Linked DNA regions of Mus musculus: region 2 is linked to region 1. A link is a loop called in an ENCODE intact Hi-C map of the cell type or tissue named here. Cell type or tissue: gastrocnemius. All regions are shown on one strand. Links, peaks and the distances in the headings refer to the core of each region. The heading gives the core; the rest is flanking DNA.

The links. Hi-C counts contacts between places; a loop is a spot of excess contacts. Peaks named below come from ENCODE experiments on the same cell type or tissue, not always from the same donor. Only the 100,000 strongest peaks of a DNase experiment are listed, where the experiment ranks them.
Region 2: a loop joins it to region 1, with 2.8 times the contacts of the local background. A loop is called at or near these places in 22 of 42 quality-filtered maps.

The regions. Positions count from the first base shown.
Region 1 is chr12:77,565,914-77,571,289 of GRCm38, forward strand. It overlaps Gm35240 (a long non-coding RNA gene), which reads left to right. Exons shown (of 4, transcript XR_381707.3): 2 at 3,585-3,798. Among named protein-coding and RNA genes, the nearest start is that of Gm35240, 15 kb to the left of the region's middle. In gastrocnemius, for the core only: CTCF peaks have their summits at 2,560 (motif pointing left) and 4,786 (motif pointing right); DNase peaks (open chromatin) are centred at 899, 2,166, 2,556, 3,173 and 1 more place; H3K4me3 peaks cover 500 bases; H3K27ac peaks cover 748 bases.
Region 2 is chr12:76,997,831-77,003,206 of GRCm38, forward strand. All of the region lies in intron 1 of Gm35041 (a long non-coding RNA gene), which reads left to right. Among named protein-coding and RNA genes, the nearest start is that of Gm35041, 28 kb to the left of the region's middle. In gastrocnemius, for the core only: CTCF peaks have their summits at 2,435 (motif pointing right) and 3,388 (motif pointing right); DNase peaks (open chromatin) are centred at 2,437 and 3,379.

The sequences.
Region 1 (5,376 bases), core at 86-5,085:
GGCTGCTCCCATTCCTGAATTTGGTCCTATCCTCAAAATACTGATTTAAGGCTCTTTTGATTTCCCACAGTCCTCTCAAACTGGATGAGGTGGAGGCTTAACCTTGACTTTATGTGGGAAAAGCCAGAGGGAGTGGGAAGAGGACAGATCTTGGTGGCATGGTACTGGCTTCAGATACCATCTTCCTGTAGAGCAGTGGTTCTCAACCTTCCGAATGCTGCAACCCTTAATATGGTTCCTCAGGTTGACCCCAATCATAAGGCTATTTTCATTGCTACTTCACAACTGTAATTTTGTTACTGTTATGAATCATAAGGTAAATCTCTATGTTGTCCAATGGTCTTAGGTGACTCTGGTGAAAGGGATATTTGACCCCCTCCAAAGGGTTCGCCACCCACAGGTTGAGAACCAATGGTGTAAAGAACCTAGGGTGCAGGATGTGGCCCTGGGACTTAGAGATGAAGAGCTGGTATCTCCTGCAGGTATGACAGTGTGCAAGGCCCATTGGTGTGCTCTGGGGACACACAATGACAGCACATAGCAAGAGTCGCCAAAGGCATGTAGAACGTCTCTCCTCCCTGGGATAGAAGCTCCCAGCTCAGGACTTGGGGCTAAGAATCACGGCTAGAGTTCAGAAGATGCTGCTCCCAGGCTAGTCCTCAGCAGAGCTAGAGGGGAGCTCGACTTCCATTTTCAGGATGGAAAGAGAAAAATTGCCTAATAAATCACTCAGCACTCACTGACAGCCTGCTGGGAGGGGCACGAAGGAAGGACTTGAGAGAGACGCTGGAGCTGAAATGTGTCCACTAATTCTGTTAGACCACGGATTCTTTAGACACCTCTGCCCAGACCCAGCTAGGGCCCACCCAAGTAGGTAGGGGAAGGAGGGAGGGGGGGAAGGGCAGAATGGAGGCTGGCAGGGCGCAAGAGAGTGGGATTTCACTCAATGTGCAGGGCAGAATTCTGAATACTGTGAGCCCCAGGTGTCGCTTGTGTTGCCCTGTATACTCAGGTCTGGGACCCCGAATCCATTGAATAGCACATGCAGAAAGAGCCAGCACACTTTGACATGGTTCTAGCAACAACTTAATCTGCCTTTAAACTCCCGCTTTCCAGTGGCGAGAAGTCAGAACAGGTTGAGAGTTGGCTCCCCTCGCCCCATCTTGGGAACTTGGGGAAATGAGAAGCATGAGTGCCTGTTACTGTGTCTTTAAGTCTACGGTGGAGGAAACTTGTGGTCACTGCTTCTGTTACCTGTCAGGTCTTGGCTGAAGCCACATGTCGCTAGGCACTCTGTTTGTTCCTAACAGTCTGCAGGTGGTATTGTGGTGGAGAAGCCACTGATCCTGGGTGCTGTGTGTGAGGGAGTCCTCACCACTCACAGGTATGGTCAGCTCTTCCTCTCTGGTCTTAAGACTCCCACCGCTTTTTGAAACGAGCTCTTCCCTTCCAGTCTTCCCTGGGTGTCCTACTCTTCCAGGTGGGCAAGTGCTTTTTCCTGGGCACTTGCAACTTCTGGCTGTAGCTCCAAACTAAAGTGCCAAGAAAACTCTCCTGAGGTGAAGGATCCCAGATACCCCAAACAAAGACCTCTTGGGATAGGAAAGGGGCATGCACCTCTCATTTTCTCAGTCCCCTGAAGCCAAACTGAGGCAAATTATTTTCCCAGTCAGCAATTCAGGTTTGGTAGAGGTGGCTCCTTTTGTATCTACATAGTTCCATAGAAGCAAAGAAGCCCAGAGACGTGAGGTCAGTGGCCTGAGCACCTTTGCTGCTCTCATACCCTTTACTTCATCATCATCATCATCACTAATGCATGAACATGCATACACTAATGCATGTACACACACACACACACACACACACACACAGAGAGAGAGAGAGAGAGAGAGAGAGAGAGAGAGAAAGGGGAGGGATACTCCCCAGTATAGAACCATTGAGCTCTGTGTTGACCTGCTAAGCTGGTAGCGATAATTTATTTGAAAATAACTAAATCTTCCCTGCAAATCCATGTTGTCTGTACTTGTTCCTGCTCCTGTCACCACTATTATCAGAACTGCCAATCACATCAGAAATCAGGGAGGGACGTGCCAATTTAGGTCATTGCCCGCCTCTCCCTGGAGGACCATGTGAGTCCTCCCCATCTTTGCTAGGACTGGTCTCTAGAGGTCCCTGACTCGAAGTCCTGTCACTCCCTGGGGAGGATGGCTAGATCTCATCACGAGGACAAGCTTTCCTTTATTATCCTTCTCCAACTTTCTTTTCTAAATGTCATCCTAGCAATCATTAATCAGTGAATAAGAAGTTATAATTAATAGAGGCCCGGATCGTTCAAGTGGAAGATTATTCTTTTGAATTCTTGTATTTTTCTTGGAAGATGTCCTCGAGTTAATTATTTAGTATTTGGATTTTATTTTATTTTTTCGAGCTCCAGTCTTGTATCTGAAATGAACAAATTGATCACAGCCATGTGGGGGATGAGGGGATGATGTCTAAATGTTTGCAGGAGACTGGTGTGAGGAATCTAAGCAGGGCTGGGAGCTCTGCTGCTCCCTCTGCTGGTATTAAAGATTGGAAGCAAACAAGCCGCCAGCCTCAGAGCTGTCCAAGCCCTAGGAAAGCTCTGGGGTGCTCAGGGCACACCCAACAGAGACCAGAGCCTGCAGGTCAGATTTCAGGATGACTGGCTGAGAGTGGAGGACCCTGGTGAGCAAATTAGCAAGGAGAAGGTAGCACAGGGCTGGATTTGGTGGCTGCAGGGTCCCTGAGACCTGTCACCATTTCTTTCAGATGAAGCCATCTTATGTTTCCATGCATATTGGAAACACAGACCATTTCAAGTTCTACACTGAGCTAGAGGAAGACATTGTTCAAATGTGAGACGCAGGAGAGTGCAGATTTGAGACCATGCAGAGTCCTCGGATGGAAAGTTAAACGGGAAGAGTGAGTGGGAGTGTCTCCAGAGGTACTGGCCTTGCCTGTATCACGCAGACTGCCTCTCTCTTGCTGGTATAAGGATCATATTCCCAAGTACAGTTCATATTTATACCCCGATTCCCTTGTTGCACTCGCTGGTATCAGTTGTTTTTAAAGAGGACACCACTGTGTATTTTTCCCCTGGCTCAGCAACTTCCGGAGGAGTTCTGTTATGCCACCGCTCTCTGTGTGGTTCCGTTCATATCTTTTTGGCATTAGGTTACAATGCCTGGACCACATTCCTGCTGACCTCAGTTCACTGGTCTTGGGGATGCCCTGCGTCGACATCTGAAACGGCAGCAGGGCTCTATGAAGGGGAGGCTGGGCAGCTCCAGGGGAAGTCCTGAGCTATGCAGGGATGAGGATGAAGTGGCAATGCTGAAATCCCTGTTTGGGGGCCTGAAAGTCATTCATTTATTCACTACCCCACCAGACAATGACAGTTGTTTATCTGCCCCTGTAGGAGCAATACACTACAAGATGAGCCTATGCCTTTTAAGGACAAATATTTCATAGTTAGAGGTCTTTTCACATTGCGGTCAATTGCTGGCTAAAGTGGACTCGATTCTCTTCTTGTATCCGATTTTATTTTTATATTGTCTTTGCAGTTTCCTCCCCTTAGAGACGACTCTGCCCTTGAATGTCCGATGTTCTTCTGACCAGTAACAATGGCAGGAATAATGACACGCAGTTTGGCCATCAGTAACTGAGCACTTCAGGACCCAGCAGAAAGTCACCCTGTGTCGGAAGAACAGAGGTTACTTGGAGTAGTAGCCATCCTTCCCTGATGGTTACCTTCCTACCTGCTGTGCTCTAGTCAGTGTAAGTTCATCTACCCCCTCATCCCCTGCTGACCGAAGAGACACCAGTGAGGCCAGGTGAGAACAATTGTCTTAGTGACTCGTGGACATACCCCTCAACTGTACTCTTACAAGTCACTGTTTTAGGATAATTTCTAATATGGCAATATCACACACACACACCAATTGGGGAGGAAAAGCATGGCTATAACAAGGGCACCTTTACTGTATTTACCTTGTGCTTATGGTAGTGAGCACTTGGTGATGTTGGTCAGAGCAAGCAGAGGGAGGGGAATGGGGAGGCATTCCTGGTGTTGCCTAAAATGGAGCCCAGACTTGACTAGCTGGTTGGACACAGTGTTAAAGGAAATGAGAGGATGCTAATAAGACATACCCTTCTCAGGGATTCAGAGGAAAGAGAGACTACGTTGGGTGGCAATAAGGAAGGGGAGGCCACATAACAACAGGAGCTCTACTCTGGGCTCCAAGAAGGGAGGAGTCTGACTGTTTATCCCTCATAGCCTTGTCATTACCTCCTGTAATGTGAGAGGAACTTTTGCTACTGGGTCCTCTGTCCTGTGGGCAAGGGGGCAAGGGGATTCATACTTATATGATTTATTAGACCATCAAGCCTGCTGTGTGCCCTGGGTGTCAAGGAGCCAGGACATCACAGCCATTTCTATTGATCATGACTGGTTGGCTGTTCTGTGTACTGAAGCAGTAGGAGGGGACTCTCAAGGAACATCTGTATAGGCTCATACTACTGATATAGGCTGCCTCTAAACTGGACTTCGATTCTACTCTATAAAGAGTGGTCTTCAGGGGCACCTCTGTCAGTTTCAAATGGACGGCTTGCTAGACAAGTGGAGTCCTTGGTCCCCCGAGCCTCCTATTTAGGGATTAGGGGAATAAGAATCTGCCCATTTTGCAATCTCTCCTGATGGTGCTTCAAGGACTGGAAAACCCCTTTTTGAAGTATCCTGTCCTATGCCTGCAGGACCAGTAGGGGGCCTCATGTAGAGGCAGGCCCCATGGCCAGGGAGCAGGTCCAGGGCTCCCTTAGTTCTTGACAGGACTGGTTTTCCATACTATATTCCTCTCCCTGTGGCTTCCCCAAATATTTCCAAACTAGAATTGCCAGAACAGACTTTTCTAAAACGCATGCTTCAAGGCTCCATCTGAAATGCAGTAAGTCCAAATCTCATGGGCTAGGGCCCAGGAATAAACATTTAATTCTAAGAAAGAAAGAAAGAAAGAAAGAAAGAAAGAATAGATGATAGCCCCAAACAAAGTTTCCAGTGGTCTTTGTGCTCAGTCAGTTATGGGAATGACTGGGTTGCTCCTACTCTGCATCATATATAGGTGACGCTCAGCAGTGACCCATTCTTAAATCAATACTCAAGAATCAAAATCCATAACCAGCTTTTTGGTATATTTACTTGGGCCTTTGTGCTTGTTTTCCCCTTTTATTTTGGGGGCGCTCTGAGTCAACTAATTTTTGAGTCTTGGGAAAACAGAGAAGAATAATAACCATGAGCTTGTGGGAGGCAAACTGAGACAACATACCATCTGCAGTGAAGTCGGCATAAATCCCCCAAAT
Region 2 (5,376 bases), core at 94-5,093, 570 kb before region 1:
TTAGCCGTGGGCAATTTAATTTTTCATATACTCAAGTGCATTTTTCAAAGTTTCCACAATGATTATAAGGAGAGGTAAGAAGGAATAGGGATGGGGGGAGAGGGGAGGAGAGAGGGGGGTGGGGAAGGAGAGGGAGAGAGAGACTGCCTAAGGTCTCTCTTAGGTAGAAAGGTAATGTGTATTCAATACTCTGATTCCAAATTTTTCTCTGTGTTCGCTTTCGCTTGGTTCTCCCTTAAGTGTGTTCTGACGTCCATTTCTGTCAAGACTTCAGGATTTAGCTCAAAGAGGGGTGGGGGGGGGGAGGGGGAGAGAAGCTCTGGCTTGTCTCAGCTTGTCTTAGCTTGTCCTTAGCTTGGTGGTGGTTGTGGCTGAGAGCGAAGATGGGCCATTTTCCTGAGATTTAGTTGCGTCTATGTAGTCGAAGGCCTTTTCCACACTCCCCATGGCGGATCTTGATGAAAGAGGCAGTCTGTGGTTCTAAACTGTTCTTGACTGTTCATGGTGGAAAATGGATGCATACCGTACCTCTCAGGGTGAACCTGAGATGAAATACCTTTAGCGGGCAGGAATGTTTGGGGCCTCTAGGTACCTCATTAGCCTGCAGAACTCAGTTCTGGGCCTAGGTGACCATAGGTCACGTTTCCTTAAATGGGGAGTGTGGCACGTGTTCAAGGCCCGGAATCTGACAGGGAGTGGGGAATCGCCTAAGTCTCAGGTGTGTACCCACCGAGTCTCCAGGTCTCAACCCGCTCTACCCACCAAGCTTCCTGGCACGGTTTTACCTCCCACAGATTTCATCTTTCTCGGGGGTGGAGTCAGGGGAAGATTGAGGTGAGTGAATAGCGCCTCCAGAGGGACATCTGAGGAGATGCCAACCCTGGGGTGGGCTGCTGATCGTGGGGTCATCGTACCTTTGGCTTTGTGGTTTGGTTCTCTGTACCCCTCACCCCTGACCCTGGAATGCCTTGATAGCTGAATAGACAGCACATGGTGAGTAGATCTGGTCTCTTGGGCTTCTGGGAGCTGGGTTTTCTCAGCCGACTTGTTTCTATAGTTGGAAACTGCTCCCCGAGGCTGTGACTGGACCCATGTACTCCTTCCTCTGGGGCAAAGGCAGGCTCCTCATCCACCCGAGCAGGATAAAGTAAGAAGGGTATGGGTCAAGGCCGGCCATATTTTTCACATCAGGAAGTCTTGGGGTTCCTACAGAGACCCCTGCTGGGATGGGGCTTTTGCACTGAGGCAGGTTTGTGAACCAAAGGAGAACAGGGAATTGGGCACTGAGGCAAGGAGGCAGAGGGCAGAAGGAGGCTTGCTTTCCGAGATGTCACAGTGTCCCCAAGTCTCCTGTCCAGCTGGTTAGACAAGAAAAAGACAGGGAAGAAGGAGTGACAGGAAGGAAGGAGGAGTGATGGGAGGAAGGAGGAGTGACAGGGAGGAAGGAAGAGTGACAGGGAGGAAGGAGGAGCAATGGGGAAGAAGGAGTGACAGGACAGTGAAGAAGATCTTTGGGTGGGACAGAGCCTCCTGAGATGGTCTAGACTATATGCTATAGAGGATATTCCAACTGGCATTCCTCATTTCCCATTTGGAGTCAGTTTTGCTGGAGTGAGACTCACTTGTGTCTACTCATGAAAGTGTCCCAGTGGTAAACATTCCGGAATTCAGTTGAGTGAAAAATTTCATTTCTCCTAGAGTTAAACAATAGTTGGGGCTGGAACGGTTGTTCGGAGGTTGTGACACATACTGCTCGTGTAGAGGACCTGAGGTCAGTTCCTAGCATCCTAGATAGCTCACAACTGCCTGTGCCTCCAGCCATAGGGAGATCTGGTACGTCTAACCCCCAGAAACAGCTGCACTCATATGCACACCCCCACCTCCCACACACATACACAGATAAAAAAAAAAGAGGCAAGTTAGAGCATGTTAGGGCTAGCTTCTGCAGCTTGCGAGAGGTCACCTGCAAAATCGTCAAAGGCTTGTGAGTCATTATGTTTGTAGCTGGTGATTGGCCATGAGGATTTACACCACAGACATTGGCAAACAGAACAAATTAGGACCTAGCCCTGCTGGAGCCCTGGTAAATTCGAATTTACCAGAATGTTCTATGACACAGAATACCATTGGCCTCATGGTTTGAGTTCGCTATGGTTTTTGAGAAGGATGACGCCGGTGTCCACTTTGAGCTTCATCTCTGATGTTATAAGGGCTGAGTACGAGATTTTGGTCTACACTATCTTAAATGAAATCTAGGTCACCTTGCCTTCGGTTCTTTCCACTTCCCTTATCTTACACATAAACGAGAGAGACCAAGGCTGATGAGGATGGAATCTCCTGCATCTGGTGTCCCTAGTACCCTGTAGCAGCTGCAGCAACCCCTCTGAGCCAGTAGTATGGGGATGTCTGAATTCTCCTAGATGCCAGCAGAGGGCACTATAGGACCAAGGATGGGTCAGTTCCAGCTTCTAGTTGTATACACTCTCTGGGGGTGCTGGAGGGGGTGGTGGTGGTGGGGAAGCCAACCAAACAAAAACTAATTTGAAAGAATTAGAAAGAGGCCGAACTGAACTGGTAACTTTTAGGTGAGGCATCAATTTAAAACATTGCAGCACTTGTGACCATAGTAAAAATCTGTAGCACTTGGCAATTTACAAGCCCTTATGCCCACACCTTTTAAACCTGACAACCCCCTGCACAGGTGTAAGTGTCGCTGGGCAGCAGGAGATGCTGGTGTGTGCTCAGGAGGTAGAGGGTCTGTGGGTCAGTCCTGGTCCTGCCACTGATTTTGGACAGGACACAAAAGATTCAGATTGCTTTTGGGAAACTGACACACAACAGACACACACACACACACATAGTACATACATCTCACACACACACACACACACACACACACACACACACACACACAGCACATATAACACACGGCTCTGCATGTACCAAGCACTCAGGAGACATTAGCAGTTGCTTATTACAGATACAACTACACCAGGCACCTGAGCTGAGTGTGAAAACGAAGCCCCAGGCCATATCATTAGTAAGGGGAAAGCCAGAGCTGAAGCCCCACCTCTTCTAACTGAGGGTTCTTGCCTCTGGCCACCAGCTGTCTCCCAGCTGTCACTGTCACAGCTTCCAGCTGTGCTGACAATTCTGTCCCCCATGCTGGGGTACTTGGGGACTCCTTGATCTACCACCCATGTCATTAATTTGCTTAGTAACTTAATTTTCTGAGAGCCCCCCCACAGTTAATGTCAGTCAGCGGCTGGCTAACTGTGCCTCATGATCTAAGTCTGAATGCTCAAAATGAGCTCCATTTGCTGCTCCGGACAGTGTAAGCCTGGTTACACAAATTCAAATGACCTCAGGGCCAGCAGGGGGTGGTGTAAAGGGATAGTGGAAATTCTGGGCCTTCTGCCACGAAGTCGCCACACAAGCCTTGTTAGCTGTTTTTCCTTCCTTCCTTCCTTCCTTCCTTCCTTCCCTCTCTCTCTCTCTCCCTCCCTCCCTCCCTCCCTCCCTCCCTCCCTCCCTCTCTCCCTTTCTCTCTCTCTCTCTCTTTCTTTCTTTCTTTCTTTCTTTCTTTCTTTCTCTCTTTCTCAGTTACAGGCTTTTTTTTTTTTTTTTTTTTTTTTTTTTTTTTTTTTTTTTTTTAGTGTGTGCATGTTCATACAGGTATATGTGTATGTGTAGCTAAAGATCATATTATATGTGTGTCAAGGTTAGAGGTCAGCTTTGCTGGTTGTGTCTCACAAGCCCTTCACCTTGCTTTTTGAGGTAAGGTCTTATGCTGTTCTGGGGCTTGCAGACTCAACTTGGCTGGTAGGTCCCAGAAATCCTCCTGCCTCCACATTCTCAGCTCTGGAATTATAGGTCGCCTGTCACCATACACCTGACTTTTTTCCCCATGGGATCCGGGGGCTGAGCTTCGTCACTGAGCCATCTCTCAGCATCCCCACCCTCTTCACAATGCTTTTCAAGCACAGAAATTATGTACTGTTATGTGAAATAGCTAAACTGATATCCCCCCCTTTTAAGCTTTATAAAAGAGACCATGAAGACCCAAATACATTATGTTAGGGCATACACATAATGCGGCTACAGGCTAGCAATCACTGTGCAAGCCTTGGGAAGGGAAAGGAGGGAGATTTTCTGGCTACCGGCACCATTCCTAGGGTCAATAAAAGCATTCTACTTCTGTGTGGAGATCTTTATCAAAGCCAGTGAATTTTGTCCAATTGGCCATTTTCTCCCTTTAGCTGAGCTAAGGAGTTTTGCTCTTTCTGAGGGAATCAGTCCCTGTCCACGCAGTGTTGGAAGTTTCTGGATGAAGAATTAGCATGCTTAGAATCTGCTGCAACCTGTGGAGCAACTAGGCAAACTTCAGACAATCCCAACCTGCTTCCCTCACCCCCAACACATACAGTACACACACCACACACCACACACACAGTATACACACACACACACACACACACAGAGTACACACACACAGTACACACACACACACAGAGTACACACACACAGTACACACACACACACACACACACACATACATACACACACACACACACACACACACACACACACACACACACACACATTCTCCCCTCTACAGAAACCTGCCTAGAGGAGCCATCCCCACTCTGAGTACTGGGCCAGGAGCCTCATTGCTGACATGTAGTAGTTCCTTTCAGTTCCAGTTTCAATTAGGACCTCATTCTTGCTTGCTCTTTAATACTCAAGACACATAAAGCCGGTACCATAGTCCCTGGAGTGAGTTAAAGCTTGTATCCAAAGTGTGTCTTATGGGTTAAGATCCAAATACCAAGATGGATGTCAGCGTAAGGAAGAACTGTGGAGCATGTCTGTGAGTGATAAAGGTGGAGAGCAGGGGTGGGTGGCAACAATGTGGCCCCGACCAACACTTATCACAGAGAAAGAGGTCAGAGTTGGAAGAGCCTTAGACTATCTCAAGGCTCTAGAATGTGTTGGTCTCAGGTCCCCAAGGCTTGCTGTGGGTGTCTGGGCTCTGCCCATGGAGAGAAAATCTTAGTGTAAAACCTGCTGGGATGCCATAGGTGTCTCAGCCAAGGCTTCTGTCTGCTTCTCTTCTGTTTGCCAAGGACCTGAGTTCAGTTCCCAACAAAAAATGAATATGAATATTCACGGCTGGCAAAATGGCTCAACAGATAAAGGCACTTCCTTTGTCTTTGATGAGCTGAGTCACACCCCTGCGACCCACATGGTAGGAGAGTTAAGTGACTCCCACAAGTTATTTCCTGACTTCCAGAGGCACACTGTGGCACATTCGTACCCATATCCGTACACGATTGAATGTGATGAATTTTTTTTAAAGGCTGCATCCACAGAAAG